Linked DNA regions of Homo sapiens: region 1 is linked to region 2. Evidence: read pairs that join two places in POLR2A ChIA-PET (ENCODE). Cell type or tissue: Panc1. All regions are shown on one strand. Each heading gives the region's core, and the rest is flanking DNA. Links, peaks and the distances in the headings are about the cores only.

What was found. Peaks named below come from ENCODE experiments on the same cell type or tissue, not always from the same donor. Only the 100,000 strongest peaks of a DNase experiment are listed, where the experiment ranks them.
Region 1: POLR2A ChIA-PET joins it to region 2 with 13 read pairs; 4 of 35 experiments call an interaction of 5 or more read pairs at or near these places.

The regions. Positions count from the first base shown.
Region 1 is chr12:15,679,613-15,695,165 of GRCh38, forward strand. It overlaps EPS8 (EGFR pathway substrate 8, signaling adaptor), which reads right to left. Exons shown (of 21, transcript NM_004447.6): 2 at 3,281-3,360; 3 at 1,614-1,690. The coding sequence starts at 3,339. Among named protein-coding and RNA genes, the nearest start is that of EPS8, 100 kb to the right of the region's middle. In Panc1, for the core only: no CTCF peak of the experiment used is centred there; a DNase peak (open chromatin) is centred at 8,879; H3K4me3 peaks cover 1,583 bases; H3K27ac peaks cover 2,236 bases.
Region 2 is chr12:15,794,140-15,809,692 of GRCh38, forward strand. It overlaps the pseudogene MRPS7P2. Among named protein-coding and RNA genes, the nearest start is that of EPS8, 13 kb to the left of the region's middle. In Panc1, for the core only: no CTCF peak of the experiment used is centred there; a DNase peak (open chromatin) is centred at 2,753; H3K4me3 peaks cover 401 bases; H3K27ac peaks cover 3,553 bases.

The sequences.
Region 1 (15,553 bases), core at 6,577-10,576, 110 kb before region 2:
CAGCTCAGCTCAAGGCTCAATTCCTCTATTAAATCCTTTCTGATCAACCCTCACCAGTGCACCTCCTACACACTACTATCTAAGCACATTTAGCCCTTTATTATAACAATGTGTTTACTAGTCTATTGCACCAAAATGGCACATAGGCAACAGCCTTCTCTTAGTCATCTTTGAAATGAATGAAAGCACATAGAAATAAAGACTATGAAGATCATGGCATAGCATACTTAATAAATACTGCACTTAATAAATATCTGTCTAGAAATGAAAGACTGAATTATTTTATTCTTATCCAAAAAATCTTTTTCTGTTATCTTCAAGTTATTCTCCAGACTTTAAGTCCCTTAAAGTCAGGGATCATATATTTTTGGTCCTGTTCTGTACACATATTAATGACAAAATATTTATTGAATACATTCTCTAGATCTACAATTCATAACTATTAGACCATGGTAATAATGTCACAATACTTAATAAACTGAAACCAACAACAATCAGATTAATAAGGCTATAAAAAGTATAGGCATGTATGGTATTAAATCCATTTTATGAATGTCTGATTTCAGTGATAATGCCAATTCACTAACATAGGTAGAAAAACAATCACAAAACCTTAGAATTGTTTATTCTTACAACAGCCAAGAAGTTGCAGATCTAGATAATGTAAAAAAAGAATTTCACAATTTAGAAAATGCTGTTGGTTCCTATAGCACATAATATCGATAATATCAACAATAATAATAGCAAACACATACAGTGTTTTCTACTTGCCAAGAACAGTTCTAAGTATTTTGCATGTACTAACTTATTTAATGCTCATTTCAACCCTGTGAGATACCCCCATTACACAGATAAGCAAAATTAGGCACACGCAGGTAAATTAATTTGCCCAAGATCACTCAGATAATAAATAACTGAATTTGAACCTAGGAAGTCTGGTTCCAGAGTCTTTGCTATTAACCACAATATTATTCTCATTCTTTATTGTTATACAATAAAAGTGGCCATCCAGACCCTATACAAATAAATGCCATCCTAAACATATGTGGCAAACTTCAGGAGTCCTCGACTTCTTGTTACTTATGACTTCTATTTTGTATCTGAAGTGTAAAAAATAGTATGTATATGTGAGACAATCCAGAGAGGGCACTGGAAGTAAGATCAGGGAAAAAGCATAATCATTTTGCAGTGCATAAAGAAATTATATAACATCTATTAGACATACTGTAATAATACCCCCCAAAATTCAAGAGCTATCAGGAAAACGTTCTGTCACCTGTCAGCCCACCACCAACTAGATCAGTCACAAAGATCAACAAACATTATTACAAGTAGTAAATGGGAAAAGCCACCTAGGGCATTGGCACCATGCATAGGACTTTTGAAAGCACTGCAATACATTTCATCTGTAGTTCTAAAATGCATAACAGCAAGCAGAGTTCATGGCTTTGGTAGTTTTTATAAAAACTCTTCTTTAAAATAATCCTTATTTAGCTATCACTGCCTCATTCCAAACAATATTAAATGTGTGGGTTCAAACCATGAGTTTGAAAATGTAATTTGTAAAAAGTGGTTAGAAACAAAATTATACCCTATCAAATAAACAAACCTACCATAAAGGGCCTTTGCACTTGTTTTTGAACCATGTTCTCTGTCCGTCTGGGAAAAGGTAGGTGATGATCCGTAGCCACTGTAATAATAATAATAATAATAATAATAATAATATAAAAAGGTCATTGTGTTGGGTTAAAGTCCAATATAAGTAACAGAAACTCAACTAGAAAATAAAAATTCCAATGCACTATAATCACCACGTGTTTAAAAGAACATACTGATGGCCAGGCACGGTGGCTCACGCCTATAATCCCAGCACATTGGGAGGCCGAGGTGGGCACATCACCTGAGGTCAGGAGTTCGTGACCAGCCTGACCAACATGGAGAAACCCCATCTCTACCGAAAATACAAAATTAGCCGGGCGTTGTGGCGCATGCCTGTAATCCCAGCTACTCGGGAGGCTGAGGCAGGAGAATCGCATGAACCCGGGAGGTGGAGGTTGCAGTGAGCCAAGATCGCGCTATTGCACTCCAGCCTGGTGACAGAGCGAGACTCTGTCTCAAAAAAAAAAAAAAAAAAAAAAAAAATTAGCTAGGCATGGTGGCAGGCACCTGTAATCCCAGCTATGCAGGAGGCTATCTAACCTCTTGCTACTAATATGTTATGTGAAATAAATAGTGCTTTATTTGAATTTTACTCATTTTTTCAGTGAACATTTTTGTAAGACCCAAAACCTAGAAGAATAAGGACTATGGGAGGGGGAAACAGGGTGCTGTCAATAAAATAAGTACATAAAATAATTATAATAGAATGTGATATCTGGGTAAAACTAATAGATATGACATGTAAAATCAAAGAAGGACTAACTCTTCATCAACATATCTAAGAAAACTTTACTACCGCATTGACACAAGCAGAATCTAAATGAATGGAAAGAAGCTCTATAAACAGGCAGAGAATCAAGTGAGGAAAAGGTACGTGGAACTGACTCAAGAAATAGCACAGTGTCTGTGGAAAGATGCAGTTAATGTAACATTCCCAGAATAGACGAATGACTGGAGAAGCTGTGGCAGATTGAGGGCTTTTAGCATCATGATTAAGAATTACATTTTATTTTATTCTCTCAAAATAGTAAACATTACCTGTTATGAAAAAATGATGAGTAAAATATATACCACAATGGCCAATGTCAAATAATAACATTAATCGTAATACATAAGACAATGGCCAATTAAGTCAGGGTTATGATTTCAAGTTATACCTGGACCCACTGGAAATATTTTGTTAGTTTGCCTGATCTTTTCTAGTTTTACACAGTGGTAAATAACTTGATTAGTTTATACTAAATGACATTTAACCCTTCTCAAATGCCAATATTTTATAAATAACAATAACAGAATGCACCACAGAAATTCAAAGCTCTGAAGTAGATTATATATTCAACCATGAAAAGCAAGAATGCATAAAGTACTAGAATGAAACAGAAACATCTTCCAAGTGTGAGATCAATATCATTATCATAAGGCTATTTACTTTACCATCTTATTCTTATCAGACATAGTAAACTTTTAATAACATGTGTTGTAACAAAGATATTACATATTAATGAGGAATGAACTACTGAACTACACAACGAAAGTAATCTTTTCACTAAAAATATAAAACAATTAAAATCACCAAATCAAATTCCCCCAAAACATATTAAATATAAACTTTTCAACTTACTTCATCTGAGATGGGTACATTCCAAAACTACTGGGATGATTAGAAATATGACCATTCATTGTGTCTTTCACTTGTGTGTTCTAAAAAAAGAAAGACACATAGATTAAAGGCAATAAAAAGGTCAAGACATCTCAGTTTCAAAAGTTATTCATTCAACAAATATGTGTTGCTGCCAGGAATTATAGTAGAAATGCAAAGATAAAGATCTCCACCCTCAAAGAGCTCAGGCCCCAGAGGTATAGATGAACATTTAAACAAAGATCCAACTGGCATTTAAAATTAATATGCTAAAATTATAAGCAGATTTAGGTGAACAAAAGAAAAATCTAAAATATAGTTCTGAGTTCTCAAAGCATATAGACATAATTCTACATTCTGCCCAAACTCATAATCAACTATCAATTTTATGAGATGTTATTTTGTTTACTATTCCATTATAAAAGTAATATAAACTCATTTAATTTAAAAAGTTGAGAAATACAGAAAAGTACAAAAGCAAAAAGTATCACCCAGAGCCCTATCATTTACAGAGAACCAGGTAACAGTTACCTTGCAGTCTTTTTGCCTACAAGTGGTTTTCTTTCCTCCCTTCCTTCTTTTATTTCTTCTTTCCTTCAAAGCACATTTGACAACATGTGCTTTGTCAAATGCACAAATGCACATGGACACATCCTTTTTTCAAGAAACTTTTCATTTACACACTTCTTTTACTTTTCACAAGAAAATAACTTTAAAAATCAATATCAGATATTTAACCTCAAAAACCATTTTTAAATCTATTTTACAGATTGAACAAACTTCCTTCAAACAAGACAAATAATTAGTAAAACTTCCTCTTTACCAAATGGAATGGCCTTTTCTTTCTTCTAGATAACATTGCTGTACCCAATTTGTTTCTTTTCACTCCTGGATATTTGGTCCTCTCCGGGTTTGTGTCACTAAGCTATCCTGGATCCTGCCTTAGTTTTCTGAATTTTGTCTTTTCAAATATATTATATTACTATGTCCTCTCAATAACTGTGAGTTAGGCAGGACATACCCCAGCTTTATGGGCCAAGGGGGTGAAAGCATGAACAAATATTGATTATTAAGTTTCAGGTCCTGTGATGGATATTGGGACCACCAAAGTGAACCAAACAGACATGGTCCCAACTATAGGGCCAACAGTCTAGTGGGGGGAAACAGATAATGAATAAGTGTAAAATTTTAAGTTGTACTTATCATTACAAAGGGAACATTCATCATAACACGGATGCAAATAATAACAGAACTTAACTCTGATTGGAAGAGCACAGAAAGCCTACATAAAGAAATAATATTCAAGATCTGGTCACTTCGAGTTAATTCTGTCTCATTCTTCAGATCTCAGTTCAATCACAATGTCCTCAGGGGAAGATTTTACTGACCGTCCTGGATAGATAAAATCCCACTATCAGACACTCTCCATACTATAGACAATTTTTCAAAGCATTTATCACATTCATAACTTTTCCTTTACTTAAATTAATACCTGACTCTTCACTAAACTCTTAGCCCCCAAAAGGCTTGAATTTTTGTTTGATGACTTCTGCTTTTCAAATAAGAAGAAGGGTACCAGGCACAGAATAGGTGTTCATTAAATATTTATTCAAAGAAAGAAAGAAGGAAATCCATGTCCCACTCTTCAAAGAGTTTATTGTATTCTTAGGGAAACAAAGTTAATTCATGTAAAACAAATAGTAAGGAATTAAGTCCCAACATATGTAGCTCTATTTTAAATCTGCTAGAAGTTCGGAGAGGGAAAAGGCCATGAAGACTGTCATTACTTTCTGGAAGGGCTGGGACTTGACCTAGTTCTTAAAAAAATGGGTAAGAATGGCCCTCAAAACACTGGACTTTAATTTAAGCTTTCCTATCCACTGCTTAAAAGCACATTTATAAATTAAGAAGCAAAGAAAGATCGGCCTCTGCCCTATACATGCATGTACTTATAAAATTACATGTATATTACATTGCTGTGCTCCATTTTTGTTGTTTTCCTTCTTCAGTTTACACTTGGATACAATCAGTGGTGTGCTGGTAAACCAATTCTCAGGGTGGGACAAGGCAGAGGGCCTGATTTGTAGTGCTTATTGTTTTCCATGGTATAAATATTCCCACCATGGCCAATTTCAAGCAGTCAGTGGTTTAACAGCAGCTTACAAAATTCCTAAATTCTTCACGATTGGCTAAGGATCCAACTGCAGCACATCATTGCTACGTTCTATAATTTGGGCCAGAACAGAGGCCTGGAATAACATTATGGAACTAGAGATAGTCTGGAATTTTAACACTATTCCTGGCACTAACTGGGCTAGGAAAGTCAATTAAGCCTCTGGCCTCTGTCTCAATGTCCTCGTCAGTAAAATAGAGATAATTCTTCGTCTTCCGAGCTCACAGTGCTAGTGTAAAGATGAAATGAGATAGATGTGCAAGTTTCTTCCAAAACTGAAAAAAAAAGAAGTGTTCTTTCAAAGCAAGCTGGTTCATTCAGTATATAAATTAAACCCCCAGGGTTTGTGCTGATTTTGATCTGGTTTGCGTTTTAAAACCACAGCAGCTGGTTTTAATGAAAAGTGATAGCCACAGCATCTCATCTTTTCATGTTTAATTCTTCATGACAATCAAATAAATGCATGGTCTCTCTTTTGTTTTAAAATAGTGATCTGTTAGAATAAGAGAACATTAGAAAAGGGGATAGAAAATGGCAATTTGCTAAATTGAATTTTAAATATAGAAACTTTTTGTCATTTGGCAATCACAGTTTCACTTATCACGGCGGCTCATGTGGCAAATATGGAGGCTTTCAAATACCCAATTTGAGCGATTGCAGTGTATACCATGCGGAGGAAACAATTACAAATGTTTGTCTTTTTTTCCATTAGGCTTTTAAGACATACCCAGTTTATACCCATATACACAATTTAAAATAATGATCAACTCTAACTGAAAAATTAAGTGTTTTTATTTTTATAAACTGTTAAAGCAACCTAAAAACTAAAGAGACAAAGGTTTTTTTAATCGCTTTTAAGTTTAATGACTCACAAATGCAGTTAATCACACTAACTACATAATTCTGCTGAAAGTATACACTAAAGCCATCATAATAGCTACCACCTACAGTTGGCTCCTGAACAAGAGGAGGGTGAACTGCAGAGTCCACTTACAAGCAAATTTTCTTCCACCTCTGCCACCCAGAGACAGCAAAACCGACCCCTCCACTTCTTCTCCCTCAGCCTACTCAACATGAAGACAAGGATGAAGACCTTCATGATGATCCACTTCTATTTCATGAATAGTGAACATATTTTCTCCTTCTTAAGTATTTTCTCTAGCTTACTTTATTTTAGAATATATAATACATATACAAAATACGTTAATCAACTATTTATATGATCTTAGGTAGACAGTAGGCTATTAGTATATGTTTTAGAGGAGTCAAAGTTATACACAGATTTTTGACTGAGTGGGGGTCAGCACCCCAATCCCTGCATTTGCTCAAGGGTCAGCTATATTTGATTTTAAGTAACAGCATCAATTTCCTTATGAAAACACTTTTAGTAAGTCGTAGTTACTATAATTTTATCTTTATTTTCTACAGAAAATAAAATTCTTTGGCAATTAGAAGGATACAAATGATAAATTTAAGATCTAAGTTAAGCGAATGAAAAATGTAACACACTATAATTTTCAAAAAGAAAGGAAATGGAATATATAAAAAATGACTAAGAAGAAATAAACAAGGCTATAAGGTTAACTCAGCAAATTAAATTTGTATCAGAAGGTTTTAAGATCCTCAAATATAAGTTTTAGATTCCTTTTCTTTACTCTTGCTTGCATCTCATATCAATTTTCAAATTGGTAGATGAGTATGTAGTCATGACTCAATATTAGAAAACTACTTACCCAATCTTGCTGCCACATAATTAGTAACTCTCTGCATATTTAACTGTCCTTCAAATGACTTGTGTTCTCAGAAAATATCACAGATTTTTTTATCTACAGAAGTGTGTTTTTGTGTGTTTGGATATGATATTGAAACATCTATGTCTAGGTTTCAATTTAATTTAATTTATGTCTCCCAGTCTAAGTTACAACCAAGTGGGAGGGGGTATTATCATTACTTAGGATTTTCACTAAAAGATCAGTGAAACTTAATTTCCACCAATACTTTGTGACATTGTCTAACAATGATTTTGTTTCAAACATTAAAAAAAAAATCTTCTTTAAACCTCTTAAATCATCACACATTTTGTCTCCTGCAATGTCTTCTAGAGCAATCACGTTTTAATATCTCTTTCCAGTACCATTGGTAAAGACGGCACCATGTATTTTTCTATGCTATTTTTTCAAATATCAATTAACAAAGAATTTTTATGTGTGAATAAACTCAAAAAACTAATAAGGATATTAAGTTCTTGTAACAATAATGTGGTTAATGCCTGTGAAGGTATCACAATTTCTAGACCATATAGAAGAACAGTATTTTCTCAACACCAGTATCAATGTAAATGGAGTAGTTTTATGCCTTTAAGTCAACACAATAAAATCACTTAAAATAGTTAACTTAGTTCCTCTTTCTTTATGACAAAATTCTTAAGCTGTTTATAAATCAGAACATAATTTTGGGAAAAGTCTATGATCAAATCAGAATGTTGTTTGGTTAACAAGTGGCTGAAGAAAACTACTTATAACAAAATTTAATATGCAACTTTAGAAAGAACTACTTTAGCACTAATTATGTTTGCTATTGTGATGGTGTTCATAGGAAGGGCTAATAAAGAAAAGAGGCATAGACATATTCTAATACTACTATTATATTTCCCTCCAGTTCTTGTCTATTCCCTGAGTTGCTATGATGACATCATCAGCACACATGTACTACTGGATGCTATACTATACATGGAAATTACTAATATCTCAGTTCAAAATGTTTTGATATTTTACTGACTTGGGAAACTATGCTAATTTTAAAAAGAATCACTTCTATTTATTGAGTTTTAACTCTGCATCAGGTATCATGCTAAATGCATTCTATTGTCTTAATCTTGACATTAGTTTTTGAAGGAAGTACTATTCTTCATTCTCATTTTATAGATGAAGAAATTGAAACAAACAGACTGCCATTTGTGTGGTATTTTGAAGCTTAATAAAATCACATAGTACCATGAATGACTGAAAAGTAATGTCTTATTTGCATCTAAGGTAAAATCATAGGCAGAAGTGAACACAAAGGAGAAAGGGAAAGAAAACATTTAATGAGCCCCCAGTTCATAAGACATTTTACAAATATCACCTCACTTTATCCTTAAAACAACATTATCAGCTAGTTATTGGCTCTATTTTATGGGTGAGATGACAGCCTCAAGGCGGTTAAGTCATTTGCCTAAGTGGTAATGATACGGAAGGGAAGGGAGTGGTCCCTTTAAATAATACAGAAGTGGGGAAAGGAAGTGCTGGGTAGAGGAAGGCGGGGTCACTGGTTAGGGCTCCACCCCCATGGACCTAGATGAGGACAGGCATTTTTGTTTTCCTGCCCAAATGTTGCATTTCCCAAGACCAGCCTGGCTTGCCACGCCCCCATTTTGTGCCTATAAACACCCTGAGAACCTAGCAGGCAGGCACATAAGCAGCTGGACATTGAGAGGGGCACATCGGCAGAGGAACACACCAACAGGCACTAGCATGCTGCAGGCCACTAACCAGCAGAATGACGCGGAATTTGGAGTTTAGCAGGGGCAGCCGGACTCCAGGGGAAAACCATTCTCCCTTGTGGCTCCCCCATCTGCTGAGAGCTACCTCCACTCAATAAAACCCTGCACTCATTCTCTAAGCCCACGTGTGATCCGATTCTTCCCATACGCCAAGGCAATAACCCCAGGATACAGAAAACCCCCTGTCCTTGCAATAAGGTAGAGGATCTAATTGAGCTGGTTAACACAAGCTGTCTATAGACAGCAAAACTAAAAGAGCACCCTGTAACACTCGCCCACGGGGGCTTCATCTGTAAACATTCACTCCTAGACACTGCTGTGGGATTGGAACCTCACAGCCTGCCAGTCTGCATGCTCCCCTAGAGGTCTGAGCAGCGGGGCACTGAAGAAACAAGCCACACCGACATTGCATGCCCTGCGAGGGGGACAAAGGAACTTTTCTTGTTTCAGTAACAGAAGAAGCTAAAATTAGAAGCAGAACTCAAACTCTGATCTGACTGACTTATATCCCTTTTTTTTTTTCAGTAAGTTACACCATTGTGTGATAGTTTGACCACTGTGTGCTTGCCAAAAGTTTTCAGTTTTATTTGCTCGGATGTGCAATTATATTCTTTATTCTAATCAACTCTTCTTAAAATAAGGTATTAAAAATGCTAGTTTTTGGAAAGGAAGAGTATTTACTGAGAAAACTAGGATTAAATATATTTTTAATGCTAAATATCCTTTTTCCATAACAGCACCACATGCTAAATTAGTACAGCTCAACATACTTTACAAAAGCAAACAGAAAAAGACCTACCAGGGCCTGACATAAACCAGCTGGGTGGGAAGATGGAAAAACATACTCTAAAAACATCTTTTTTAAAAGTTTTGTTTTGTTTTTAATTGACAAATAATAATTGTATATATTTATAGTGTACAATGTAGTGCTTTGATACATGTATAACTATGAAATGATTAAATCAGGCTAATTAGCATATCCAACACCTCAAATATTTATCATTTCTTTGTGGTAAGAACATTTAAAACCCTCTCTGTTAGCTATTTTGAAATACGCAAAACATTAGTATTAACTATAGTCACTGTGCTGTGCAATTGGTCACCAGAACTTATTTCTCCTAACTGAAACTGTGTACCCATTGTTAAGTGAAATAAGCCAGGCACAGAGATTTCACTTATACGCAGACTCTAAAAAAGTTGGATTCACGGAAGTAGAAAGTAGGATGGTAGTTAGCAGAGGCTGGGAGTTGGGGAAGGAGGTGGACCAGGAGAAGAGAAACATTGGTAATATCATCTTTAATGAGACTGAAACGCCTGAATTCAAATTTCATTCTGGTGTATTAAATGGCATCTAAAAATAGTAAATCATAAAACATTACAGGTACAGCAAGAAGAGCTGTAACCCAAGGATGAGATATAATATTTTAATATTTAACCACCCTGTCACCACATGATTACCTTCCTCTGCATCACCTAGAGCAAAGGACATTAAGCAGCAAACAAAATACTGCAGGTGACTCACTGCATTTCCGTATAGCTCCTTAAGAGGATCAATCTTTTCTAAAGTGTACAATATATCTTTATAAATGCTTACAACATACGAAGTGGAAAATGGTATCTTTAGGCAACTGCTGTACTGATTCATCCCACTTCTCTAAATCATAAATACATCTCCCGAATATTACTACAAGTAAAAACTTAATTGTTAAACCACATGGGACTCTTTAAAAAGCATAAGAATTCTATTTTTTTAAAGGTTAACTAAATCTTTCTAGTGTATTATAATGCACATACTTACACTACCCCCAAACTACTTCTCATATATTTTATTGATAGTCACTATTTCTTATCTCAACTTCCTCTCTTCCTGCCTGCCATAATATTCTAACATTGATTGTTTTGATAAGGGAACACAGAGGTATTATATCTTATCAAGGATTATCCATTGTTTCAATTTGTCTGCTCTATTTTAGTAATACATGGTTTTACAGATCCAATGGCCAGCAGAATGATTATATGGGGGAATGTAATTGCTTTCTAACAGAATACGTTGTATACTTTTCTAGGTATCAGACTGTATCAAGAGCAAAATGTATAACTTTATGTCTATGAAAAGTTCACGACTAAGCAGGTAAGTTAAAACCCTCAATTCTTAACTGTTCCTTCTTCCTATTATCCTATGCCTCTTAACATTTTGCCCACAAAGATAAAAATGCACTCTTTTCAAAATAGTATTTTTCATTTATCTTCAAGAATAGAGGCAGTCCTAATAGGCTGCTAGAAAGTGATGCAATAAAGAAGAGTCAAGACCAAACAAAAAAGTCAGTTCCACTAACTGTCTACACTTGGCTGAATATAAAAAAAACAAGCCAGATTGTCAGTAGGTAATCCTACTAAGAAAACAAATCTCTAGCACCTCATCCAACTCACAGAAAAGCTAGGACAAACTTTCCTTGAAGCTTCACTGCTTATAAAGAAATTTTAGGGGAAAGAAAAAGCATCTTTAAGAAAAGACCACATTATAGGCAATAGAAGACAGCAAAGTGTGAAGTTCAAGGGCAACTAGATTAGGGGTGGATCTAGAGGATAAAATCTCCCTGAAAGAATGACTAGACCAAAAAAGGCAAGAGAGGCTGGGCACAGTGATTTACTATGCCTGTAATCCCAACACTTTGGGAAGTCAAGGTGGGGGTATTGCTTGAGGCCAGGAATTCAAGACCAGCCTGGTCAACATAGTAAGGTCCCATTTCTACCAATAAAAAAAAATTAACAAAAAAGAAAGATAATGACTTTTAGAAATATATAGTATAATGGGGCAGAGAGACATCAAAAGGATCATTTATAGTACAATGTGGCAAGTAGAAAGACAGTATGCAAGGCCTGCGCCTAGGGCTGGAAGCGGGAGACATTCGGTTCATAACTGCCTTCCTTCACAGGCTGTGATGCAGGAGCTGAGTAAGCCAGAAGGCAAAAGAGAAGAGCAAAGGCAGGAGATGGCTTTGGACACTTAGGAAACTGTCAGCAGTTTGGCAGGAAGTTATGAGGGATGAGGTTGGAGATGAAGTGAGAATCATATCACAGAGGACGAATTACAGATACACCACATTTTTGTGAGACTAAAATTCAGTGTTTACTTATTGAATCTATGTAAATGCTATTCACAGTATACTAAGAATACCCTTCCATTTTTATATATTTGTCTTCTGTTTGTTAATAATTATCTTTCCCCCCAACTCTTAGTGATCCTATGTCCCCCTCGTTAATTTTATTACTTTACACCACCAGAAGTGGAGCCCTCCTTTCAATACATTGAAGCACCACCCATTCTATCATTACTCTAACATTTCTGTCTTTCTGCAGGCTTCTTTCCCAGATATATGACTGCTCCACTCTGAACTGATTACTCTCTAAGGCTCCGAAGAGCTTTCATCACGGGATCCACATTCCTCACCACCTTGTGTATCCCCTTCACGTTCCCCCTGTCTTGGAGCCTTACTTCCTGGATCCTGGACCTCCCTCTTTCCATGCTTTTACTTTTTTATTTTGGTAGGGCACATACTTCAGGGACTTCCTAAGAAAGAGCATTAGAAATGTACATTTTTGAAACTGTATATGATGAAAAATGTGTTTATTTTACCTTTACACATGATGGACCGTTTGTCTTGGTTTCAAATTGTAGATTGAAAGAGGTTTGGTTTTTTTTTTTTTTTTTTTTTTTTGCCCCATAATTTTGAAGCCCTTGTGGTTCTGTCTTCAATGACCCCTGCTGAATGTTAGGGGCCACTCTGACTCCCAATTTTTTGTATAGAGCCTGTCTGTTTTCTTCTGTCTGGAGTCTAGGATCTTCATTTTTACCCCTGATGTTCTGAAATGTTATGGTGCTATACATTAGTATGGGTGTTTTTTGAAAAATTCAGCATATTGGAAACACAATAGGCCTTTTCAAACTTGAAAATCATTTTCCTAAAGTCCGGGAAATTTTCTTTTGCTATTTCTTTGATAGTTTCCTTGCTATATATACTTTTCCTTTTTCTAAAAAATTCAGTTGCTCAGAGTAGGACCTCCTGGTCTAAGTCTCTACTTTTGTATTTTCTCTTTTGTTTTTCATTTTGTAATTTTTTTTTCTACTTTCTGGGTAGCTTCCTCTTCTTTATATTCAAAAAACATTTTGAGTTTCTTATTTCTTCTATCAGTTCCATTTTTCAGGAGTACATTTTTAGAACCTAAAGCTTCCTTTTCTTTTAGTGTCTATACTTATTTTCTGATTACAGTATATTCTCTGATCTTTCTGAGAATATCCATGATAATATTTTTAAGTTTTCTTCTCCCTTCATTGTCTCTTTATGACAATTTCCTTGTTTTCGCTAGGTTTGTTTTGGCTTCTGAATTGCTTTAAATATCAGGTGATTACTGGTTATTACTCATATTGAAGATGAAGCCCTAAAAAGGTGGCAAGAAAGTCAGTGTCCATGGGTGGGGCTTGTGAACAAGTGGGCTTCACTGCACAGAAGTCCTGCTGGCAGACCCCAGCCATCAGTGTCTATCGGTCTTTTGCATAGATCAGTCAGGTTCTCCAAGGAAGTATCTTCCCATTCCATGTTTAGAGAATGTAAAGCTGACTGCCAAAACTTTGGCAATAAGTGGAAGAAGTCAGCCAGGGTTGTCTTACTGTTTACTAAGCATTTCATTTCATCTTTCACCCTCTGTCTGTACCTTGGTATCCCCAACCGAGTTCTCTAGTTCACATTCTCCACAGAATAAACTACTGGTTTTACTGGAGTGTGAGGAGGCATCTGGGATCCAAGTTCACTTTAAACACATGACTAATAAATCCTACTATTCTTAGCCTCACTCTCACTGTTGAGTCAGTTGGAGGTTCTGAAATGAAAATAAGGTTGCTTCTCAATGTCTCTCAATAGTAGCTTAGGTTTCAGCATGTAAGGACTTCTAGGTTAATCACAATTATCCACAGGCTTTATAGAGTCCCTTTGTCTCACTGGCTTTCTGCATTTAAAAATCCCTTTACTGTTATTTTATTTGGAGGAAGTGAAATAAATGCATATACCACCATGGAATACTATGCAGCCATAAAAAGGAATGAAAACATGTCCTTTGCAGGGACGTGGATGAAGCTGGAAGCCATCATCCTCAGGAAACTAACACAGGAACAGAAAACCAAACACTGCATATTCTCACTCATAACTGAGAGCTGAACAATGAGAACACATGGACACAGGGAGGGGAAAAAATACACACCAAGGCCTGTCAGATGGAGGTGGGGCAAGAGGAGGGAGAGCATCAGGACAAATAGCTAATGCATGCGGGTCTTAACACCTAGGTGATGGGTTGACAGGGGCAGCAAACCACAATGGAACACGTATACCTATGTAACAAACCTGCACATTGAGCACATGTATCCCAGAACTTCAAGTAAAATTTTTCAAAAAATGAAACAAATGTATATGCTTAGTCTGCCATTTTTCTGTAGCATATTTTCATTGTCTAAACATTAAGAAATATTTGTCAATGAAAAACCCAGATGAAAAATTCAAGTCACCTCTAATGTGAACTTGAGAGGTTCAGGTGGACTATGAAATATGAGTACAAGTTTATACTAAAAACAAAGGTACCATAACAACCAGAGTGAAAGTAACACAAAAAAAAATGAAGGAAATTTACATTTGATAAAGTCAGCTGGTATTTTGGTAGTATATGTTTAACTACCTATTGTTATTATAACAACAAATTCTGTTTTCAAATCCCAGAGAAAAAACAATACGCTAAAGCATGGACGTGAGGCAATAACCCCAGTTAAATCAGACATTACTGTTCACGAAAAGCTCTTGCTTTAATTGCTTTTCTAGAAATTAAATCATAACAGAGTTAGGTGCCTAAATAAAACCTGGAATTCATCCTTAGGTAAATAACCACTACTTTATCCATTCTTTATTAATTTTTTCCCAAAGAGAAGCCCATTTAAATTGATACAGCTGGGAACAAATTATTCGTGGACTACTCCAAAACAAAAGCAGAGATATTTGTACATTAGTTTTAAAATTCAAGTTGCCTATAAAAGTAGTATGAAACTCTCTTCTTGAGAGTTTACCTGCTTACATAGTCATTAAAAAATAAAGGAAGAAAAGTTAATTCCAATGGAAAAAATAATTGAGCCTATTATATTTCATATTTAAAAGTCAGTAAATATAAGCTTTGACTGTGAATAGCATTACCTTTGAAAATTGTGAAATTATAATAGAAGTTCTCAAAACCAGCAGTAAATTTTTTCATAACCATGAAATCACCCACGAATGAGGTAAATTTAGACATATTTCACTATTTCATTATTGTAAAAATAATGCTCATTAAGTATTTTATTATGTCAGCCACTGTGCAAGCACTTTACATGCATTATCTTACTTCTTATTAAGAGGTAAAAAGAACTTCTTATTCTCATTTTAATGAGAATCTGAGACTTTAAATTAGAGTTATAAGTAAAGGTAATTTGGCCATGACATCAGCAACAAGTTGTGCTTTTAACCAC
Region 2 (15,553 bases), core at 840-4,839:
TTTTAAGCTTCACACAGAAAGGTAAATTAGATTATTTGAAAAGTTCTCCAGCTACACATCACCTGGATCCCGCATAAAATATACTTTGATATGCATTGTAGGACTCTGAGACAGTAAAGGGAATCTCTCAGGGTCCAAAATGAAAACAAAACAAAACAAAATTGCTGAAGCAGGTGGGGTAGGCAGTAATCTTTTAAATAAGACTTAAACCGGCTACAAGGTGAAGAAGCTAATCTTTTAAATCCCATGTTAGCTGACTCTGCTGGAAGGAAGTCAGTACGGTTTCAGGTCCTTGGGCCCACAAGTTCCCAAGAGAGATAGACAGAAATCCTCTTTGGAGAAAAATAACCTCAAGTTAGTGTCCCAGAATTTCCCACAAATAAACATCAACCAAATAGGAATTCATAATCAAAGATCTCAAGCCATATAAGAAAATTCTGCTGACATGAGTGTTAGCAGAATAAACAAATATAATTCGATTTATGAGGCAAAAAAACTAATTAGCTATTATCTGGCTGTATAAAGAAATAAAAATTAAAATCATAAATAAATATCTAAGATGACTAGGCATACGTGAAAAGAACCCACTAGAACTTTTGGAAAAGAAAAATATAACTGCTAAAATATAAAACCCCATAAATGAGTTAAAGAGTAGATTAAACATAGTTGAAAAGAATAATGTAAGCTACATATGAAGAAATTATGCAGAATGCACCACAGAAGGTGAAAAAAGACAGAAAATAATAAACATTAAGAGATATGGAATATAGAGAATGTTAAGATATTACTCATCTCTAATTAGAATCCCAGAATGAGAGACCACAAAGAATGGAGTAAAGACAAGAGAAGACACAATAGCTAACACTGTTCCCAGATTAACATAGGACATGAATCTACAAAAAGAGGAAGTCCTGGCTATATACATGTATCAAGTAGGATACCTGAAAAGAAAATGAAATAGAGGCAGTACATATACATGTATCACATAAGATGCATGAAAAAAAGCAAACCAATATAAACTACAGTGAAATTTCAAAACACCAGGGGAAAGGCAATCTTAAAAGCATCGAAGGGGGGAATATTATTTACAAAAGAAAAACAAGTAGACTGAATAATTTTCAACAGCAATATGGCAGCCAGAAGAGAGTGGAATATCTTCAAAATGTTGAATGAAAATAGCTGTCAACCTATAATTTAGTGTCCAGAAACATTATATTTTGAGAACAAAAATGTAATTAAGACATTTTTAGATTAAAAACTATTCTTTTCACTGCCTTCACTAGATGAACTTCTGAAGTACACTTTCAGATGAAGGAAAGTGACCCAGTAGGAAATACTGGAATACAAGAAAAAATGGTGAACAAAGAAGCTGATTAACATTTGGGTTAATATAAAGAGGCCTGGTCTGTACAAAATAATATTAATAAATAATATGAAATTGTGAGGCTTAAAAGACACAGTTTAAATGCTAGAGAATAACTTACAAATCAGAAGGAGGATAATTAGAGTTAAATCATTCTAAGGTTTTTGTATTGTTCTGAGGAGTTTAATATATTAATTTTAAGTGTCCTTAAGAAAAATATTCACAATAAGATTTTAACAGAAATGATCCATATGGTACTTCACAACCTCAATTTTACAGGTAAACACACACACACACAAAGATAATAAATCATAGAGTTAGTATGTGATGAAGCTAGGATTTGAATTCAAGCAGAGAACGTGGTTTTGACCATTATGCTCTACAATATCTTAAAGACTCTAAAAGAACGGAAATGTGATGTAGAAATTCCAAACCAGTAGAGGAAGGGAGAAAGAATAAGAGGTAAACAAATATTAACAATCAATCTTCCTCTGTAAGCCACAAAAAAGCAAGAAAAAAGAAATGTAGAAGGAAAGGAGACACATAGATAGAAGGTAAAGACTGAGGAGAAAAACATTCAAGCATGTAAATAATCACAATATAAATGGACTAAACTTTCTAGTTAAAAGACAGAGTCAAGGCAGTTTTTAAAGATATAGCTATATGTTATTTACAAACATAAGAACGTGGAAAGCTTAAGATATATCAATTATATAATAATTAAAGCTGGTATAGCTATGTTGACATCACACGCAATGAGCTTCAAGATAAAAAAGCATTATTGTGGCTAGAAAAGGTCATCACATAATGATAAAATCTACAAGAGGAAATTGAAAAACTCATTATCATAGTGTAGCTATTTCAACACCCATTCAACCACTGTTAAGTTATTGATATCTCTCTATATCTATCTCTATCTCTCAATATATATATAGATTACTTATATAGAGACCTATATCTATCGATATATGTATATATCATATATATAATACATATGTGGCATATAGCAATTAGAGAATACACATACTCAACAAACCCATAAGAAATATTTGTAAAAATTAACCAGCATACCTTAATACATTTCTGAGAATTTGCATCATCTAGAAAAGGGGTTAAAAATCTTTTTATGTAAAGGACCTGATAACAAAAGCTAAGGTTTTGGAGGTCAGTGGTCTCTATTGCAACTACACAACTCTGCCACTGTGTAACTCAATAGCAGCCATAGACAATACATAAGCAAATGACCTTAACTATGTTCCAATTAATGTAAGACCCACTAAATTTGAATTTTATGTAATCTTTACAGACCTCAAAATATTATCCTTCTTTTGTGTTGTTTGACCATTTAAAATGTACCAACCATTCTTAGTTTGCCAGCTGTAGAAAAACAGGTGACAGGCCAAGTGTGGCCCATAGGGTGGTGATTCACTGACCTCTGATCTTGACTCATCTGTTTGTAAGGCAGTACAGTTAGAAATCAATAGCCGACTAATTTTTAAAACATTTAAGTTTAAAATGAAATTTTAATTAATTGTACTTTTTAATTTCTAAAGATTAATTTAAATGGGATTTAAAAACAGACTCCCCGCCCGGCATGCTGGCTCATGCCTGTAATCCCAGAACTTTGGGAGGCCACGGCGGGCAGATCACGAGGTCAAGAGTTCAAGACCAGCCTGACCAACATGGTGAAACCCCGTCTCTACTAAAAATACAAAAAAAATTACCCGGGTGTGGTGGCACATGCCTGTAATCCCAGCTACTCGGGGGCTGAGGCAGGAGAATCACTTGAACCCAGGAGGAGGAGGTTGCAATGAGCTGAAATCCCACCACTGCACTCCAGCCTGGGTGATAGAGCGAGACTCCATCTAAAAAAAAAAAAAAAAAAAAAAAAAAAAAACAGACTTCCCAATAATGTATGAATAGAAGAAGAAATCATAATAATAAAATTTATAAATATGTAAAACTGCAAGAAAGAGAAATAAATTCTAGTATATTCTGTTAACAAAATATTCTATAGCGGTGAACATGAGGAAGCAACCACTATGTTCCGCAGTATAGATTACTCTTAGAAACTTAGAGTTGAGTGAAAAAAGTCATAGAAGATTATGCATGATAAGATATCCTTTTTAGAGAGCTCAGAAAAGCATAACTAAATGATTTATTATTTAGGAGCAGCAGACATTTGTTAAAAATTTGTTTGTAAACAAAGGAATGTTTATCACAAAATTCAGAATAGTAGTTACCTCTGAAAGGCAGGAAAGGAATGAAATGAGGAAGCTAACACAGATAAGTTGCAATAGTATTGTAAGGTGAATCATCGGTGCTCATCTTAATTACTATTCTTGTCCCTCCTGGGAGAAAAATTGTGGAATTGCATACGGTAGGGAGGACCTTAATGCAGGGAGACAGCCATGGCTAGGGAAAGGCTAAAAGAGATGAGACAGAATGACGGAAGAAGGACAATGGAATTGTTGCTCTAATTTGTGGTGAAAGTGCTCCAGTCATATTCTCTTATTTACCTGGACTCAGGTCATCAGAATGTCTCATTCCCTATTATCTCTGACCTTTGAATGACTGATGAGCTCTGTAGATTTAAAACAAAAAAAAAAACTCCTTTCTGAACAAGAGCACAGGTATTCTGTTTCCAATTTTAAATGTGAAAGTTTGTTTTTATGGTTTTTATGAAAAGGTTGATTTCCTCCAGCAATTTTAATGTTCTGTATAACTAACAGAAATTTAATTTTTGAATTTGAGAGTTATTGATCCATTTACTAGTAACAGCTGAATGTTCCTTAAAATGCAAAAGAGACATTTGTTTTATCTTTTTGAGAGAATGGTGCTGTTTGTTCTGCAGAACTGGAAATTTGCCATTTATGAGCAGCACTTATCTCACTATTTACAGCTTTTTCTAATCAGATCTAGGCTTTTTATTTTCCTACTTGTGCCTAAGCAAAAAAAAAAAAAAAAAGAAAGAAAAAGAAAAGCAGATGAGAATGAAAAGGGAAGAAAATAAAATAACTGTGGGGGGGGGGAATCTTCAAAAAACTATCTGTTTAAAATTATAGTAGAGCTTTAAAGTGGAATTCTACTATACAATTGAAAAGAATGAGGTGGTGACATTAACTACTAGCTAGGATAGACAGCAAGATATATATTTATTAAGGTGGGGGGAGACAGCATGTTGCAATACATTATGTAGTATGAATTAACTTATATAAAAAAGAATAACAAATAAATATAAGCCAACATTCTACCAGTATTTTATGGGAGAGGGGTGACAGTGTAATAGGAGTCACTTTCACTATTTCAGTTAATTTATTTCTATAATTGAATTTTAAGCCATTTTTAATACTACAAAAAAGTATTATTTTGTGGCAGAGAAAATTTAACTTAGTAATATTTTATTATTCATTGTGGATTTTTCATGTTTCTCAATTCTTTACTCCTGCTAGAACTCGGGCAGATTTTTAAAACTCCCATCCCTAATGTCCAAAGTTGCATTTTTGTATCTTTAGGATTGCTGAGCTAGAATAATCCTTAGGCTATTTAACAATTCCCCCTGGGTAAGCTCATTGGCATTGCAAACACAGACACTGTTTCCTTTAGTTGGCACCCAAACTTTCTTCTTCCTTAACAGCAGAATCCTCAGCAGGGAAAATAAAACGAAAGAAAACTCCTATTACGAATTTGGAAAGTTTTAAAATGCAAATGCACATTTATCAATACCTATCTCACCGAGATCACTTGTGCTCAAGGTAATTCCAACAACCTTAAAGATCATTTTCCTGATCACAGCACAGAAATCCCAGTTTCGTTTTTGCTTTGGTTTTTTTAATCAAAAATTCATTGGTTGCTAAGAAATCCCAGTTTGGGCAAGGCAAGAGCAAATATATCCCACAGATTTTAAATGTAACTTCATCTTAAAGGACTCAGAAACACATCCACAACCCCCAACACACACACAGAGAAAGAAAGAGAGAATCTCTAAAGTGTGCTATAAACACTTGTTGGCTTTCCAAAAACATTAAGTTTCGTACCACTTTAATGAACACTTTTTAAATGCAAAGCTTTCAAAGTATTTTCTTCACTTTATTGTATGAAGGATGCATTTCTTTCCTTCCTCTCTTCTTTCCTTCCTTCATCCTTCCTTCCTTTCTTCCTTCCTTCCCTCCTTCCCTTTCTTTCTTTTCTTTCTTTCTTTCTTTCTCTCTCTCTCTCTCTTTCTTTCTTTCTTTCTTTCTTTCTTTCTTTCTTTCTTTCTTTCCTTCTTTCTCTCTTTCTCTCTCTCTCTTTCTTTCTTTCTTTGAGACAGAGTCTCACACTGCCACCCAGGCTGGAGTGCAGTGGCACAATCTTGGCTCACTACAACCTCCGCTTCCTGGGCTCAAGCGATTCTCCTGCCGCAGCCTCCCAAGTAACTGGGATTTCAAGCATGTGCCACCACACACGGCTAATTTTTGTATTTTTAGCAGAGACGGGTTTTTGCCATAGTGGCCAGGCTGGTCTCGAACTCCTGACCTCAAGAGATCTGCTCACCTCGGCCTCCCAAAGTGCTAGGATTACAGGCGTGAGCCACTGCACCTGGCCAAAGGATGCATTTCTGATCTTATTAACCACACTCATCATTCTGGGCATTCATGACTGTACTACAGAGGTACACGACCCTTTAATCAAAACCCTTGCAACCAGATGTTTTTAATTTTGTAAAGGGAACATGGTACTTATACCATATATTCGTCCCACCCCAAATAAGGTCTGTAATTAACACATTATTTCTGCAGCAAAACATATTCCCACAAATTAGAATGAACTTCCTAAGTTGCCTCACATCAGTTCAGATAAGATTTGCTGCCAAACAAGTACAAGACAAGTCAGGCTTTGCTACCAAATGGAATTTGAAAACAAACAACCCAACCAAACAAACTTAAAAAAAAAATGAATCTTTTGTTTTGATACTGCAGATAAGTCACTGCGCACTTATGTAACAGTGACTAAAAGGGTGCCTGAGTTGTTTTGTCTTGGATGTAGAGGTCATGGCTATCATTTTGAGGACTCGAGGTCTGCTTCTCTAAGTCTTCCTGCCTCTATGCAATCTGGCATCCTCCCGTCTGTTTTGTTGCTGTGATTTCCTCTACCACCTTTCCTGTCCTGTTAATTTATCACTTTTAATCTGCTGTGACTTAATGAAATAGATACTAACATTATAATTATGTATGAAATTAGAGTAAGTAGGTTTTACATCAGAAGGCCAAAAGTTGTTTTATAATAAGGTATATAAACTTTGCTCATATTCATGATAAAAGCTATTTCAACCATTTAGAGGCTTTTTTGTTTGCTAGTGATTCGCACCTGTATTTGCAATTTTTGAGATACTTATCTTTAAAAAAAACCCAACACTCCCCACTCTGAGAAAAAAAGAGAGAGATACATTGTCTCATTTTATAGATGTCATCTATTTTCAGGATCTGACATCTTATAAAACCATATTATTATAATATATATATATGACATTTTGGTCATCGAAAAATAAGCTAAAGTTTAAAACTTATTCACTCTAGCACAAAAAAGATTATGACGATAAATAGTGAAGTATTTGTAAAATATTAAAAGTAGAATCTCAGCATGACTTTTGTAAACAATAACAGTCAATTGCCAATATTTTTATTATCGCTCAACTTGCAAGTCCTTCCATATTCTGCCCCTGCCTTCTGCATTTATCTTCCTTTATTACTGCTGTCAGTGTGAGCCTTTCCACAGCTCCAACATGTAGAGCCCTTCAGCGGCAATGCCCACACAGGCCATACTTATCCCTGCAACACATAAGAAATCTGAGGAGGCCGGGCGCAGTGGCTCATGCCTGTAACCCCAGCACTTTGGGAGGCCGAGGCGGGCGGATCACGAGGTCAGGAGATGGAGACCATCCTGGCTAACACGGTGAAACCCCGTCTCTACTAAAAAAATACAAAAAATTAGCTGGGCGTGGTGGTGGGCGCCTGTAGTCCCAGCTACTCGGGAGGCTGAGGCAGGAGAACGTCGTGAACCCGGGAGGCGGAGCTTGCAGTGAGCCGAGATCGTGCCACTGCACTCCAGCCTGGGAGACAGTGGGAGACTCCGTCTCAAAAAAAAAAAAAAAAAAAGAAAGAAAAAAAAATCTGAGGAGGAGTAGAGGGTCACAAATAGAAATCAACACAGGAATGTCCAAGACTCAAGGTTCCCTGAGGGAAGTAGCCAAAGCTGGTCGAACATCAGTATCAAGTGTTAAGAGAGAGAGGTAATGAAAGCCCTACTCCAGAAGAGTACCAGGAGAAGTAAGAACAAAGAAACCCAATCAGGTGACTCAAGCATAAGAAAGCATCTTGAGGGCCTCTGACTCACCCATTTAGCAAAGGTCCAAGTACCTGCCAAGCACAGGGATGGGCCCTGGGGATACAAAAAAAAAAAAAGTACAAAATGGTCCCCACCCTTCAGGGCATGCAGTGTTGTTAGCAATTAGACAAGCATAAACAAATAATGACAACCATATACCATGTCATACCAGTACAATTTAATACCAGGTGCTACCTGAGCACAGGGAAATGAGTGCCTGACGCTGCTGTGCAAAACCAGCAGTGACATCACAGAGACTTGCTGTGCTTCCTTTCACTGAATGGCTTCCAACTTCCATGCTGCTCCTCCAGCGCTCTGACATGCATTCGCCACAGCGCCTTAGCACTTGCTCTTCCCTTGCCCTAGAGCACTCTTCTTCCAGATTGCTACATGGCTCACTCACTTCATTCAGTTCTCAGCTCAAGTGCTACCTCATCAGAAAAGATTTCTCTGACGAACCACCCTATTTAAACTATACTCCTACCCTGCCTAAACCCATACACACACACACACACACACACACTCACTCACTCTCTCTCTCCCTATTGCATTACATTGCTTTTTTATCACAGCACCTATCACAATCTGAAGATCTCGTTCAATTATTTATTGTCTGTTTCCCTCATGTAAATTCTGTGAGAGCAGGGATATCTGTCAGTTTTGTTTATTGCTATATATCCCCAGTGCTGGGCAGAGTTTAATGAATGAATAAGGAGAAATTTGAGCTGAGTTATGAAGAACATGTAGCAGTTTATCAAGGGAATGGGCAGGAGGTGGAGGCAGGAACACAGAATGTACATAGACACAAATAACAAGGAGTCAAGGCACTGTTAAAGGAACTTAAAGAGGGAAATAAAATAATCTGTTCCTGGCACACAGTGTGTTTATATTCCATGTTATTAAATAAATGAGTGAATGAGTGAATAAATGGTTGAATTAATAAACAGAGTTGTGCTTTAGAAAGTGTGTAAGGGGGCTGGGCATGGTGGCTCACACCTGTAATCCCAGCACTTTGGGAGGCCGAGGCAGGAGGATCATGAGGTCAGGAGATCAAGATCATCCTGGCTAACATGGTGAAACCCTGTCTCTACTAAAAATACAAGAAATTAGCCAGGCGTGGTGGCAGGTGCCTGTAGTCCCAGCTACTCGGGAGGCTGAGGCAGGAGAATGGCAGGAAGCCAGGAGGCGGAGCTTGCAGTGAGCCAAGATCGCATCACTGCATTCCAGCCTGGGTGACAGAGTGAGACTTGGTCTCAAAAAAAGAAAAAGAAAGCGTGTAAGGGGGCAGGCCTGTGCTGGATTTGCGGCAGACTGTCTTGCAGCTTCTAGGGCTAACTCAGGTGAGGTGGAGCTGCTAGGGTCCTGAATTCAGAGATCCCTTGATTGACAAGGAACATTATGGCAAGCCAGTGGCTGAAGTAACTGAGGAGGAGAAGAATGATCAGGAACTCAAGGAGACTCAGCTCATCAAAGCTGCTCCAACAATGACAACGAGCTCTGTGTTTGAAGACCCCACAATCAGTAAATTCACCAACATGATGATGAAGGGAGAAAACAAAGTACTAGCCAGATCCTTCATGACTCAGGTTCTGGAAGCTATGAGAAGTACCATGATGCTTCTGCAGGGGAACAGGCAACCATTGAACACAACCCCTATACCAGAGGTCCCCAACCGTTTTGGCACCAGAAACTGGTTCCCACCGACAGGGGAGAGGGGGTTGATGGGAGAGGGGTGGAAGGGATTGATGATTTCATCAGGCACTGGATTCTCATAAGGAGTATGCAACCTAGATCCCCGAATGTGCAGTTTACAATAGGGTTCGTGCTTCTATGAGAATCTAAAGTTGCTGCTGATCTGACAGGAGGTGAAGCTCAGACGGTAATGCTGGCTTTCTCACCTTGCTTGCTCGCCACTCACCTCCTGCTGTGTGGCCTGGTTTCTAACAGGCCATGAACCTTACCACGGGTCCATGGCCTGGGGGTTGGGAACTCCTGCCCTACACCGTCTTCAACTAGGCAGTGAAAAACTATGAGCCTGTGATTGGGCTGATACCCATCCTCAAGGGAGGCCATTTCTCCTGGATCCCTGGATCCTCACCCTACCAATATCACCACTTCCTGGCCATAAAGTGGATGATCACTAAGTGGCACCAGGGGATGCTGATGCCAGCCAGAGAAGCTGTCGCATGGGCTGCTGGAGGCTTTTTGCAACCAGGGCCCCGTGATCAAGAGGAAGCATGACATGCACAAGATGGTCAAGGCCAACCATGCCCTGGCCCACTACTGCTGGCGGTAGAGATTCCAGAAGGAGCTCAGGGCCCTCCACTGCAAGAAATACTGTGAGCCACTGCCACTTCAAAAAATAGCTGTGGGTTAAGGATGTAGTTCCTTTTTAAGGGCCGGCAGGCCTCATGAGAAGGATGGAGCAGCATATTTATTGCCTGGTAATCCTTCTTTCTTTGAGGCTAAAATTTGCTCTCCCTCTGTCCCCCTCTCCTTGTAAAGAGAGAGCACATTGTCTTGGAAACGTCGTCCAAGAAACTTAGGACCCAGGCTTCTCTTCGCTCAGCTTGGGATGGACCTTTGGATGATATAAAAGGAAGCGGTTTTAGGTATTAGAAAAGATTTTGGACATTTGGATGATATAAAAGGAAGCGGTTTTAGGTATTAGAAAAGATTTATTAGAAAATTCTCACACTGAACTGGTATACCTTGTGGTACAGTACTACCATTCACTAAAACTGTCTGGAGGGGGAAAAAAGAAAGTGTGTAGGATAGATTGATGGAATGGAAGGTAGGAAGTAGAGAAATCTCAAAGGCTAGTCTTCTATAAAGAGAAAAATCAGGCTCCAAAATGGCCTTAGCCCCTTCCCCTCAACAACCCCACAGAAAAACAAAAACAAATATATAGTGCTGAGATTATCACTAGCAATATACAGAACTCAAATATGAGGAGGAGATAGTTCCCGAGACCACAGAAAAGTGAAACAACTTTGAGCAGAGAGTAAGAAAATCAGACTTCCATATCCAGCACATGCTTCCTCCTTCCTGGCACCAAAAGTGTGGAAAACTTCCCTTACTCATGGTTTCTACACGGGAAAAGTGAGATAAAGGTGGGCAACAAGCTTCTCTATCATCTTGGGTTCCCTAGCTGGAAACCTGTCCCTGCCTCAAACCACAGGAAGCATACCAGGTGCTGTAGGTAGAAATATCCCTGAGGGCTGCCAGACACAAGGAAGGGAAGTGGAACTACCATCCCCAGCCCTGGACACTCTGCTCTGTAACTTGGCAAAAGAAAATGCCAAGGCTGGGTGCAGTGGCTCATGCCTGTAATCCCAGCACTTTGGGAGGCCGAGGCAGGCGGATCACGAGGTCAGGAGATCAAGACCATCCTGGCTAACGTGGCGAAACCCCATCTCTACTAAAAATACAAAAAAAAAAAAAAAAATTAGCGGGGCGTGGTGGCATGTGCCTGTAGTCCTAGCTACTCAGGAGGCTGAGGCAGGAGAATGGCGTGAACCCAGGAGGCGGAGCTTGCAGTGAGCCAAGATTGCACCACTGCACTCCAGCCTGGGCAACAGAGTGAGACTTTGTCTCAAAAAAAAAAAAAAAAAAAGGAAACACCAAATCAGAGTGTCCAATCAGCAGCACCATGCAGCAGGAGGTACATTCCACAGGTTGGTCCCCCTAGGCACAAACCCCTAACAATCCTTTCCATATTAATAGGATATCCTTTTTCAGACCTCCCTCATTAAAGACAGGCTATGTGAAAGTACACAGTCAAAGAATTAAGAAGAAAACATAGTGAAAAGGAACAAAGATCACCCACAGGATACAGAAAATTACCTCAACAGACCAAATCCAGGAATTATTGGTGTTCCAGGAACAAAAAACAAATAAAGGGGTCATTTCAGCAAGAGGATATAACAATTTTATAACACTTATATATCAGTGCACCCAACGCCAGAGCTCCCAAGTATATAAAGCAAACATTAATAGATGAAAAAGGAGATATAGACTGCAATACAATAAAAGTAAGGGATTTTACTCTCCATTCTCAGTAATGGATGGATTATTCACACAGAAAATCAACAGAGTTAAACTACACCCAAGACCAAATAGGCCTAATTGATATTTACAGAGCATTTCATCCAACTGCTGCAGAATACACATACTTTTCATCAGCACATGGAACATTCTCCAGAATAGACCATATCTCATGCCAGAAAACAAGTTTCAACTAATTCAAACAAGTAGAAATCATATCAAGTATCTTTTCTGACCACAATGAAATAAAACTAGAAATCAATAAAAAGAGAAACCTCAGGGAATACACAGACACGTGAAAATCAAACAACATTCTCCTGAATGACCAGTGGGTCAGTGAAGAAATTAAGGGGGAAATTTAAAAGTTTCTTGAAAGAAATGAAAATGGAAATACAACATACCAAAATCTATAGGATACAGCAAAAGCAGCAGTAAAAGGGAAATTTATTGCAATAAATGCCTATATCAAAAATGTAGAAAGACTTCAAATAAACAATCTAAATATACACCTCAAGGAACTAGAAAAGCAAGAACAAACCAAACCAAAATTAGTAGAAGGAAAGAAATATAAAGGTCAGAGCAGAAATAAATGAAATTGAGACCAAAAAAATACAGAAAATCAATAAAACAGAAAGATGATGTTTTGAAAAGATAAACAAAATCAACAAACTTTTGTCTAGACTAAGAAAAAAGGGCAAGGCGCGGTAGCTCACACCTGTAATCCCAGCACTTTGGGAGGCCAAGGCAGGCAAATCACAAGGTCTGGAGATCGAGACCATCCTGGCCAACACGGTGAAACCCCATCTTTACAAAAAATACAAAAAATTAGCTGGGCATGTTGGAGCGTACCTGTAGTCCCAGCTGCTCAGGAGGCTGAGGCAGGGGAATTGCTTGAACCTGGGAGGCAGAGGTTGCAGGGAGCCAAGATCATGCCACTGCACTCCAGCCTGGCGACAGAGCAAGACTCAGTCTCAAAAAAGAAAAGAAAAAAGAAAAAGAAAAAAAGAGAGAAGACCAAATAAATAAAATCAGAAATAAACAAGGAGACATAACAACTAAGACCACAGAAATGCAAAGAATTAGAGATGATTATGAGCAACTATTTGCCAACAAGTTGCAAAACCTAAAAGAAATGAATAAATTCCTGGACATATAATACCTACCAAGATTGAACCATGAAGAAATAGAAAAATAATGAAGGCCTGAACTAAAAACATGAGAGTAGAGAAGAGAGATTACATCTGAGAAGCAAGCCAGATTGTCATATGATTGATGTGGAGGAGTCAAAGAGGAAAGAGGATTCTGATATGGGTGTCCAGATGGGTGGCAGTGCCATCGGCTACTGAGTAAAACCAGGCAAGGGGACTACAGTGGGGAGGTAATCCATTCCATGTTGGAGATCTTGGGATTGAAGTGCCTTTTTAACAGGTGAAGACAACGAATATGTAGCGTAAAGTGTAGGCCTACGAGTATAGTCAAGACAGAAGACAGATTTGGTATAGCATGGATGTCTTCATCTTCAGAATGTTCTACTGGAATAAGAAGACAAAATGTAAGGACCATTTAAGAAATCAAGAGGCAGAAAGAAGAAAAGGAGCCTCCACAGAAAACTGAGAAGCAGCAGCTACTAGGGTGATGAGATGAAAACTGTGGGTTCAAGCCCCATGAAAACATGCAGTGTGCTGTCTAGCTCACTAGTCCCAGTGCCCTGGCCCACAGGAGAGACTCAAATACATAGGAAAACTGAACCAAGTAAAGCAGGGAAGAGGGAGGGATGGAAGGGAGCTTGGAAGGAGTGAACTGGTTAACAGTAAAACTACAAATGTAGCAAGAAACATAGTGAAAGCTAAGTATTCAAAATACAATTTATTTCATTTTATTTATTTTTGTTTGTTTTAATTTTTTGTTTGTTTGTTTGTTTGAGACAGAGTTTTGTTCTTGTTGCCCAGGCTGGAGTACAATGGCGTGATCTCAGCTCACCACAACTTCCGCCTCCTGGATTCAAGCCATTCTCCTGCCTCAGCCTCCTGAGTAGCCAGAATTACAGGCATGCACCACCATGCCTGGCTAATATTTTGTATTTTTAGTAGAGACGGGTTTTCTCCATGTTGTCCAGGCTGGTCTCGAACTCCTGACCTCAGGTGATCCACCCGCCTCGGCCTCCCAAAGTGCTGGGATTACAGGCATAAGCCACTGTGCCCAGCCTTTTTTATTTATTTTTTGAGACAGGCTCTTCCTCTGTCACCCAGGCTGGAGTGCAGTGGCAGGATGATAGTTCACTGCAAGCTCAAACTCTTGGGCTCAAGAGATCCTCTTGCCTCAGCATCTCAAAGTGCTGGGATTACAGGTGTGAGCCACCACACCCAGTCCGAAATGTATTTTAGTAACATGCCAGACACCGTTTTGACCAGGTTACATAGCTTAATTTAGTCAATTCTTATGAAGACCCTGTAAAGTAAGGATTATTATTATCCCCACTTTACAGATGAGAAAATGAGGCACAGAGAGGTGAAGTTGCCTAAGGTGACACAGGAAATCAATGAGAGAGGCAAGATTGAAACCCAACTGTCCTGCTTCAAAGCCAACATTTATTTGCACAGATGGGAGAGTGTGCTTTCTGAGGGAATTTAAGTGTGGGCAATTTCAATGGAGTGGCAGCTTTGTGGCCTGGGAAGCTGAAAGGAAGGTGAAGAAGTGGAGAGAGCAAAGGTAAACTGCTGTTGCAAGGAGCTTAGCTAGGAAGAGAGGATAGACTAGTAGCTGGAAGGGAACATAGGAGTGACAGAAGCTGTTTTGTGTTTTTAATGAGCAAGTCTGGAGCATGTGGGCTCGATAGATTCTGTTTACATTACACTGTAGAATTTGCTCAAGGAAAACGAGGGGGTTGGATAAAAAGACAGATTCCTTCCAGCTTTGAGTCTACTATTCCACAACTTTGAAATTCTTTCTCAGTGAAGCCAGATGGAAGATTTTACTTGATAAAATTAGTTGGAAAAAATCATTTACTACACTTTTAATGAGGTATTTAAATAGAAACCCAAAGACCTATTTATTCTAATATCGTTTTAATTCATGAGCTTTTAATGTTTTCCCAAGCTGGTCTGTGACATTTCTTGGCCTAAAGAGAAATCTAAAGTTTTTATTGTCTTTAGATTTGGCCTAATGACATGTTTCTGCTTTCCTGTCTAAGGTTAGGAAAGAAAGAGTCAAGGTTATCTTGGGTTCATATTCTTTTTCTCCATTGCCTTTTCCTTTCTGTTCTCTGCCCCTCTTTCCACACAAAGAAAAAAAAGTAAGTGCAGGCGGTTATAAAAAAAAAGCCATGTTTCTTTCACAATACATCTTAAACTAATGTAATCACTCGTGTAAGTGTTTTCTGCAATTTTCTGTCTACTAAATATCCCTTGAAACACTTCAGCTTTCTCCGAACCTGGTATCTTTCACTTATGCTAAACTTTTTCTTTTCTCCTTCTCTTCCTATGAGCAAGAGAGAAGGATAGACTAGTAACTAGATAGACTAATAGCAGTGTATGCATGTCAATCCCAGAAATTACCCCAGAGCCTCATTTTATCTCTACATCACTGCACAAAGCCCTTTCTCAGCACACCTGCTTCAATTATACGTATTCCTATTTTTTTCATACTTTTTGCACTTTCCTATCTCCAGTTACTCCTTTTCCTATCCTTACCTCAGTTTTCAATTATCCCCTAGTAGGGCTATAAGAAGGGGAGAGACGGCTGCAAAAAATATAGAACTCATTTTTTCCAGCTTTCAGA